Regions from separate parts of the Homo sapiens genome. Here region 1 is linked to region 2. Evidence: chromatin contacts called from ENCODE Hi-C or POLR2A ChIA-PET data. All regions are on one chromosome and are shown on one strand. Each heading gives the region's core, a stretch centred on a gene start or an enhancer-like site at or near the end of the contact. The rest is flanking DNA. Distances are from core to core; before and after follow the strand shown.

What was found. A loop is a pair of places that touch in the nucleus more often than their neighbours do. ChIA-PET counts read pairs that join two places held with the same protein, here RNA polymerase II (POLR2A). Pooled maps may share reads with other maps.
Region 1: a loop to region 2 is called in a map of endothelial cell of hepatic sinusoid, with 5 times the contacts of the local background. The contact joins two enhancer-like sites. A Hi-C loop is called at or near these places in 1 of 168 maps with a recorded cell type or tissue (endothelial cell of hepatic sinusoid) and 1 of 50 pooled maps. POLR2A ChIA-PET finds 5 or more read pairs at or near these places in 7 of 52 experiments (H1, OCI-LY7, activated CD4-positive, alpha-beta T cell and 4 more).

What each region holds. Positions count from the first base shown.
Region 1 is chr14:102,440,578-102,443,925 of GRCh38, reverse strand. It overlaps TECPR2 (tectonin beta-propeller repeat containing 2), which reads right to left. Exons shown (of 20, transcript NM_014844.5): 11 at 3,317-3,348; 12 at 99-279. Among named protein-coding and RNA genes, the nearest start is that of ANKRD9, 68 kb to the left of the region's middle. Within about 2 kb of position 1,250, at least 6 of the 41 ENCODE cell types and tissues checked have a DNase peak (open chromatin) inside an H3K27ac peak, as active enhancers do.
Region 2 is chr14:102,388,236-102,391,752 of GRCh38, reverse strand. All of the region lies in intron 2 of TECPR2 (tectonin beta-propeller repeat containing 2), which reads right to left. All of the region lies in intron 1 of LOC124903389 (a long non-coding RNA gene), which reads left to right. Among named protein-coding and RNA genes, the nearest start is that of TECPR2, 27 kb to the right of the region's middle. Within about 2 kb of position 1,517, at least 3 of the 41 ENCODE cell types and tissues checked have a DNase peak (open chromatin) inside an H3K27ac peak, as active enhancers do.

The DNA.
Region 1 (3,348 bases), core at 1-2,500, 52 kb before region 2:
CTCCCAGGAACGGCCTCATGGTGCCTTGTGGTGTCAAGTGGACAAGAACGAAGGGTAGGACAAGCACGATGTGAAAGGAGTCTCTGGCCCGCCAGTACCTGACAATGTCACACTTCCACTGCTCGCCTTCCGGACAGAAGCTGCTCACGCCCTCCCGGTACAGGAGGGCCCTCTGCTCTGTCAGCGCCCACACCACATTGTTCCGGGCTGTGATCTGGGACAGCGGGTAGGGACAGTCCACCTTTACGGCTCTGGCACAAGGGCGATCCACGCTCAGACCTGCCAGGAAGATGGGAAGAAGCCCCAAAGACACACAGTCAGAACTCCACACCTCATTTTGACTTGGTTATTGGCTTATTTTTCCTTTTTTGGTATTTTGCTATATTCTTTTATGATGAGTGCTTTAAAAAAAAACTTTAATTAATTAATTAATTAAAAATATAGACGGGGCCTTTCTACGTTGCCCAGGCTGATCTCAAACTCCTGGGCTCAAGAGATCCTCCCACCTCAGCCTCCCAAAGTGCTGGGATTACAGGCAGGAGCTGCCCTGTCCGGCCGCTTTTTTGTTGTCAAGTTTAATCAACATAAAGTGGTTAAATTCTGCCTAAATGTAACATCTATCTGAAAACAGTTTTAGACACTCTTTGAAAACTGAACAATTCAGAATTATCTGGTGTCCCAATGTAGCTTAAGAAGTTCTAAGAGAAGAACACAAAAGCCAAGAGCAGGAGAGTGGCCAGATGGAGGCCCAAAGGCTGCAGGGCAGAGCAGCTCTTCCAGGCAGAGGGCTGCAGCGCTGCTGGAGTTGGCAGGGACCTGAGGCCTGCAGTCGTTCCTGCAGAGAGCTCCAGCACGGCGGCTCCTCTCTGCTCTGACTGGGTGCGAGGTTCCACTAATAAAATGAAACCCCGAATTTCCCAGATGAAATCTGAGGTCTGTCAAACTGCAAGGCAGTGGCAGGCCAAAGCTCAGGGTCCCTGGCTCCCTGTCCAGGGCTCTCCCCTTGCCTCCTTGTGTTCTGTCAATAAAGTATGTCTAAATGAGCTCAAAGGCTATTCCCAGGGGAGCAGACAGACCAACTGTCGCCTACAACCCTGTATTCCTTGACCTTAGGCCTGCAATTAGGTCTCAGTACTCAAATATGCTCCGTGACTAATCACAGACGCACCTATAGTATTGCAGTCCTTGGGTGATATTTCCTTCCACTAAACTAGGTGGGAATCACCGGCAGGACTTCTTACACGACACACTCCTGAGCAGTCTCCAGAGGGATTGGACCTAATCCAACAGGTCTGGGTGGGGCCACCTCATGTGAAATCACTGTCCTGGTGATTCCTCTGGCACTACTGGTTTAGAGGTCACTCGCTCCTCACCCCCAGGCCAGAAGCACCTCCTGTCTTCCCCATGACCAAAGCTCAAATGTCCTGGCAGCTTAGATGTGCATGTGCCTTGACAGAGCTACTTTCATTTAAAGAAAGACACAGGAACTAGGCTGGAGAGACCTGGGCCAGCATATGGCCTATGAAGCCAGCATGGCTGTGCACCCAGGCCAGAGGTTCTTACACAGCTAGGAGAGAGCCAGCTGTGCAAGAGCTTCAACCTGAAGACTCATCCCCAGCTGACGACTCACAGCAGTGATTAAAACATGCTCCTGAGGCCGGTGGCTCACGCCTATAATGCCAGCATTTTGGGAGGCTGAGGCGGGCGGATCACAAGGTCAGGAGTTCAAGACCAGACTGGCCAACATAGTGAAACCCTGCCTCTACTAAAAATACAAAAGTGAGCTGGACATGGTGGCATGTGCCTGTAGTCCCAGCTACTCGGGAGGCTGAGGTAGGAGAATCGCTTGAACCCAGGAAGTGGAGGTTGCAGTGAGCCGAGATTGTGCCACTACACTCCAGCCTGGGCAACAGAGCGAGATTCCGTCTCAAAACAACAACAACAACATTCTCCTGGAATCAACAACATTAAACGCCTGGAAGACTGATCTTTACATAAATCCAACGTGGCCTCTGGACAACTGACGATAACTCCTGCCCCACAGTCCTTCCAGATACTGATAAATCACATTGCTGGTGGAAGATCCTTCCCCATTCTGCTGACAGTAAACACTGACTGTCATTACAGCTTATTTTTAATAAGCAAGTCCCACTGTGCCCTTCCATCAGCTAAAAACTTCCCTGAGGGCAGCTTCCTGTGACTTGCTGAACTGCTATTTTTGTTTTGTTTTGTTTTGAGACGGAGTCTCGCCCTGTCACCAGGCTGGAGAGTGCAGTGGCGCGATCTCAGCTCACTGCAAGCTCTGCCTCCCAGGTTCAAGTGATTCTTGTGCCTCAGGCTCCCAAGTAGCTGGGATTACAGGCAAGCGCCACCACGCCCAGCTAATTTTTTGTATTTTTTTTTTTTTTTTTAGTAGAGACAGAGTTTCACCATGTTGGCCAGGTTGGTCTTGAACTCCTGACCTCAGGTGATCTGCTCGTCTAGGCCTCCCAAAGTGTTGGGATTACAGGCATGAGCCACCACACCTGGCCTGAACTGCTATTTAGAGCAAATTATGGCCTGGTGTGGTGGCTCACACCTGTAATCCCAGCACTTTGGGAGGCTGAGGCGGGCAGATCACTTGAGGTCAGAAGTTCAAGACCAGCCTGGCCGACATAGTGAAACTCCATCTCTACTAAAAATACAAAAAAATTGGCTGGGCGTGGTGATGGGCACCTGTAATCCCAGCCTGTGATCAGGAAGCTGAGGCAGGAGGATCACTTGAACCCAGGAGGCAGAGGTTGCAGTGAGTCAAGATGGCACCACTGCATGCCAGCCTGGGCAAGAGAGCGAGACTCCGTCTCAAAATAAAAAAGAGCAAATTATTTCTTTTTTTTTCCTGGCCCACGGGTAAGTAAGTATATAGGAGCCGGGCTTTGATATGGCTGAAAAAAAAAATGCAGCCACTTAAACTTTAGCTTAAAGGGGGAAATGAATTTTATGTCCTTCCTCTGTATTCTTACCTCTTAAGATCTAACATTGTAGGATACGTGATATGCGGTGGTTGGCCATAGGAGAATAAGATTCTGTTTCTGTATCTCACCAAATAATCCTATTCATTTTTGCCCTAAATTTGTCCTGGGTTGAGTTTGTGTCAATGCAGGAAACTGCTAATACATGCCAAATGGCAAATACTCTCTTCCCAGAAGTGTCTTAATTCGAATGGATTTAGCCTCTTAATCATAGCGATTGTGGTAAGCATGTTACTAGCAAAGCAGGGTGCAGCAGAGGCAGTGACGGCAGAGCTGGCAGGCCTCTAAGCGTGGCCCGCGGTTACCTGTCTGCAAGTATAGGTCCCCACTGGTCCTG
Region 2 (3,517 bases), core at 268-2,767:
GTATAGTGGGTAATGGGGAGGATGTGATCAACTCTGCCAGGTGCAGAGAGGGGAGGGCAGGAAAGGTGCTTAGGATGCCAGCTGGTTAAATATGAAGTACCTCATTTTATGGTATCCTCCTTGCCTTCATTTTTAAAATAATGATTATATATCCATGACTATATATAACATGTACAGCTTAAATTAGAGTTACTAAAAAATGAGCACCCATGGAATCCCCATCTAGCTTGGGAAAGGGACCATTAACAGCACCTTTGAAGCTCTTGTGTGCCTCTGCCTGACTACATACCCCACCCCACCAAAACCACTCTCCTAACATTGAGATGAAATATTCTCTTGCTTTGATTCATAGCTTTACCACATGCGTGTATATCTTTAAAAACCATAGTTTTAGGCCTGGCACAGTGGCTCATGCCTGTAATCCCAGCACTTTGGGAGGCCGAGGTGGGCGGATCACTTGAGGTCAGGAGTTCGAGACCAGCCTCGCCAACATGGTGAAACTCCCGTCTCTATTAAAAATACAAAAAATTGGTTGGGCGTGGTGGTGCACACCTGTAATCCCAGCTATTTGGGAGGCTGAGGCAAGAGAATCTCTTGAACCCAGAGGCAAAGGTTGCAGTGAGCTGAGATCATGCCACTGCACTCCAGCCTGGGCAACAGGGTGAGAATCTGTCTCAAAAGACAAAAAACAAATCCATAGTTTTACCTAACATGCAGATTCACAATGGTGAATTAGCTACATGTAGGGTCTGGCCCTCTACCTTCCTGACTCAGATACTCAATCTTTTTAGCGTCCTGCTGTTGATCAGCCCAGGGAGGTTGTCTCATGATCATATAATATACAAGAAATTGAAGTTTAAGCTGGAAAGCCAATTTATTATTTTACATTGAAGTAATGGTCATACAAATCAGATGCTAAGATAGGTACTATATATATATATATATATATTCTTCCCCTGATATACGTGGGCAGCAACTTTTAGTCCAAAAGTTGCTTGGCAAGCATGGTGCAATTTCTGATCAAACCACTGTAAGTGTTAGATCTCAGGAAGGGTCCCACAGCATGAGTCATTTCAGATACAAATATCTGCCCAGAGCCAGCCACACCAGCGGGATCACAGCTCTCAAAAGCTATCTCTCCCACTAAACAGGCAATTTGGCCCAATTTCTGGTTTTCCTAACTAACACAGTGTAGAGTCCACTTTCTTCCTTCTGCCACACACATTCTCTTCTTTTTTTGATCTAGGGACAATTCAGTCTTATTCTAGCCAGGGAGCCATTCTGTCTCTTTAAGATAACTTTGCCCATTTCTGATCTCATCTATTGTGTTTAACTCTCCTTTGCCTTTATTTCCAACTTCCCAGGAGGCATTTATTGCTACCCTCATTGTAGCAACATAACTTCCTCAAACAGAAATCCAGCAATCAAAAAGTTTAAGGAAAAAAAAAAGGCTTTTGATTTGAAAGGTGTCAGGAATGGTTTTCTGGACAAACATCTCACCATTACAATAGCATTCAGCTAACCTTCTTAGCCTCCTTGGCAGGCAGTTTTCCTTTCATACACAAGACAAAACTACATTGGGAAAAAGTGTTCTTTGTGAGCAGGTTCATGGGAACTGAAGTCTGACAAAGCTTTCTTTATGAGCTGCTTTTAGTAGGTCAAAGCTTAACCTTCAGTAGAAACCACTAGCATACCAAAGAATTGATCTGAAATATTTTGAAATATTTAAGACCAAATATGAATTCATTCAATTATTAAGAATGGTTACACTATTTTCCTCCTTTTACTAACAAAGAACATCTGTTTAATGTTTGAATACTAACACAACTTTTTAATGATCTGGAAGTTAAACAAAGATATCTGCTTTTCTGGAATAATTTTCTTAACTCCATAGGACAAAACAAAGTAGGGAATATCCACTGGAGTTGAAGGAAGAAGCCTAAAGCCAGGGACTCTATCATTAGAGAAGATCTAAAGCAGAAACAGACAAGGCAAATTCCCGGTAAAGGAAATAATTACACTGCCAGCAGAATCTCAGCAGTCAAGAGACAGTGGCATTAATACTTTAAAGTGCTCAAAATAACCACCATATGAAGTGAGGTAGGGATCCAGTTTCATTTTTCTTCCCATTCATATCCAGCTGTCCCACATCATTTACTGAAAAAGACTTTGTCGTATCACCTTTGCAATTACTCAAGTATCCATATACATGTTGGTCTTCTGACTTCTCTAATCTGTTCCAGTGATCTATGTATCTTTTCTTGTGCTAATACCACACTCCCTTAATTACTAAAGCTCTATAAGTTTTGTTACCTAATAGCAACTTCTCCCATTTGCTTCCTCTTTTCCACTAGTATGACTATTCCACCCACTACAATTTCATATGCATTTTTAAATCAGCTTATCATTTTTATTTATGTATTTATTAAGACAGAGACTTGCTCTGTCACCCAGGCTGGAGTGTAGTGCCATAATCTCGGCTCACTGCAACCTCTGCCTCCCAGGTTCAAATGATTCTCCTGCCTCAGCCTCCCAAGTAGCTGGGATTACAGGTGTGTGCCACCACACCTGGCTAATTTTTGTATTTTTATTATTTATTTATTTATTTATTTTTATTTTTTTGAGATGGAGTTTCACTCTTGTTGCCCAGGCTGGAGTGCAGTGGCACAATCTCGGCTCACTGCAACCTCCACCTCCCAGGTTCAAGCAATTCTCCTGCCTCAGCCTCCTGAGTAGCTGGGACTACAGGCACGTGCCACCACATCCAGCTAATTTTTTTTTTTTTTTTTTTTGAGACGGAGTCTTGCTCTGTCGCCCAGGCTGGAGTGCAGTGGCGCAATCTCGGCTCACTGCAAGCTCCGCCTCCTGGATTCACGCCATTCTCCTGCCTCAGCCTCCCGAGTAGCTGGGACTACAGGTGCCTGCCATCTCACCCGGCTAATTTTTTATATTTTTAGTAGAGACAGCATTTCACCATGTTAGCCCAATGGCCTCCATCTCCTGATCTCGTGATCCGCCCGCCTCAGCCTCCCAAAGTGCTGGGATTACAGGTGTGAGGCACCGCACCCGGCCTTTTTTTTGTATTTTTAGTAGAGACAGGGTTTCACCATGTTAGCCAGGATGGTCTCGATCTCCTGACCTCGTGATCCTCCTGCCTCGGCCTCCCAAAGTGTTGGGTTAACAGGCGTGAGCCACTGCGCCCAGCCAATTTTTGTATTTTTAGTAGAGATGGGGTTTCACCATACTGGCCAGGCTGGTCTCAAACTCCTGACCTTAAGTGATCCGCCCACCTTGGCCTCCCAAAGTGCTGGGATTACAGGCATGAGCCATCACACCTGGCCAGCTTGTTTTTTTAAATTAACACTAAAAAAAAACCTATTGGAATTCAGTTGAACTCAGGTAAATTTAGGGAGAATGGACATCTAATAAAATGTATTTTTTTTCCCTAAGAGTCACTGTTAAAAACATTTGAAAGCAAATTTTCCAGCAACCAATGAATGGAAGCAATCCATGCTAA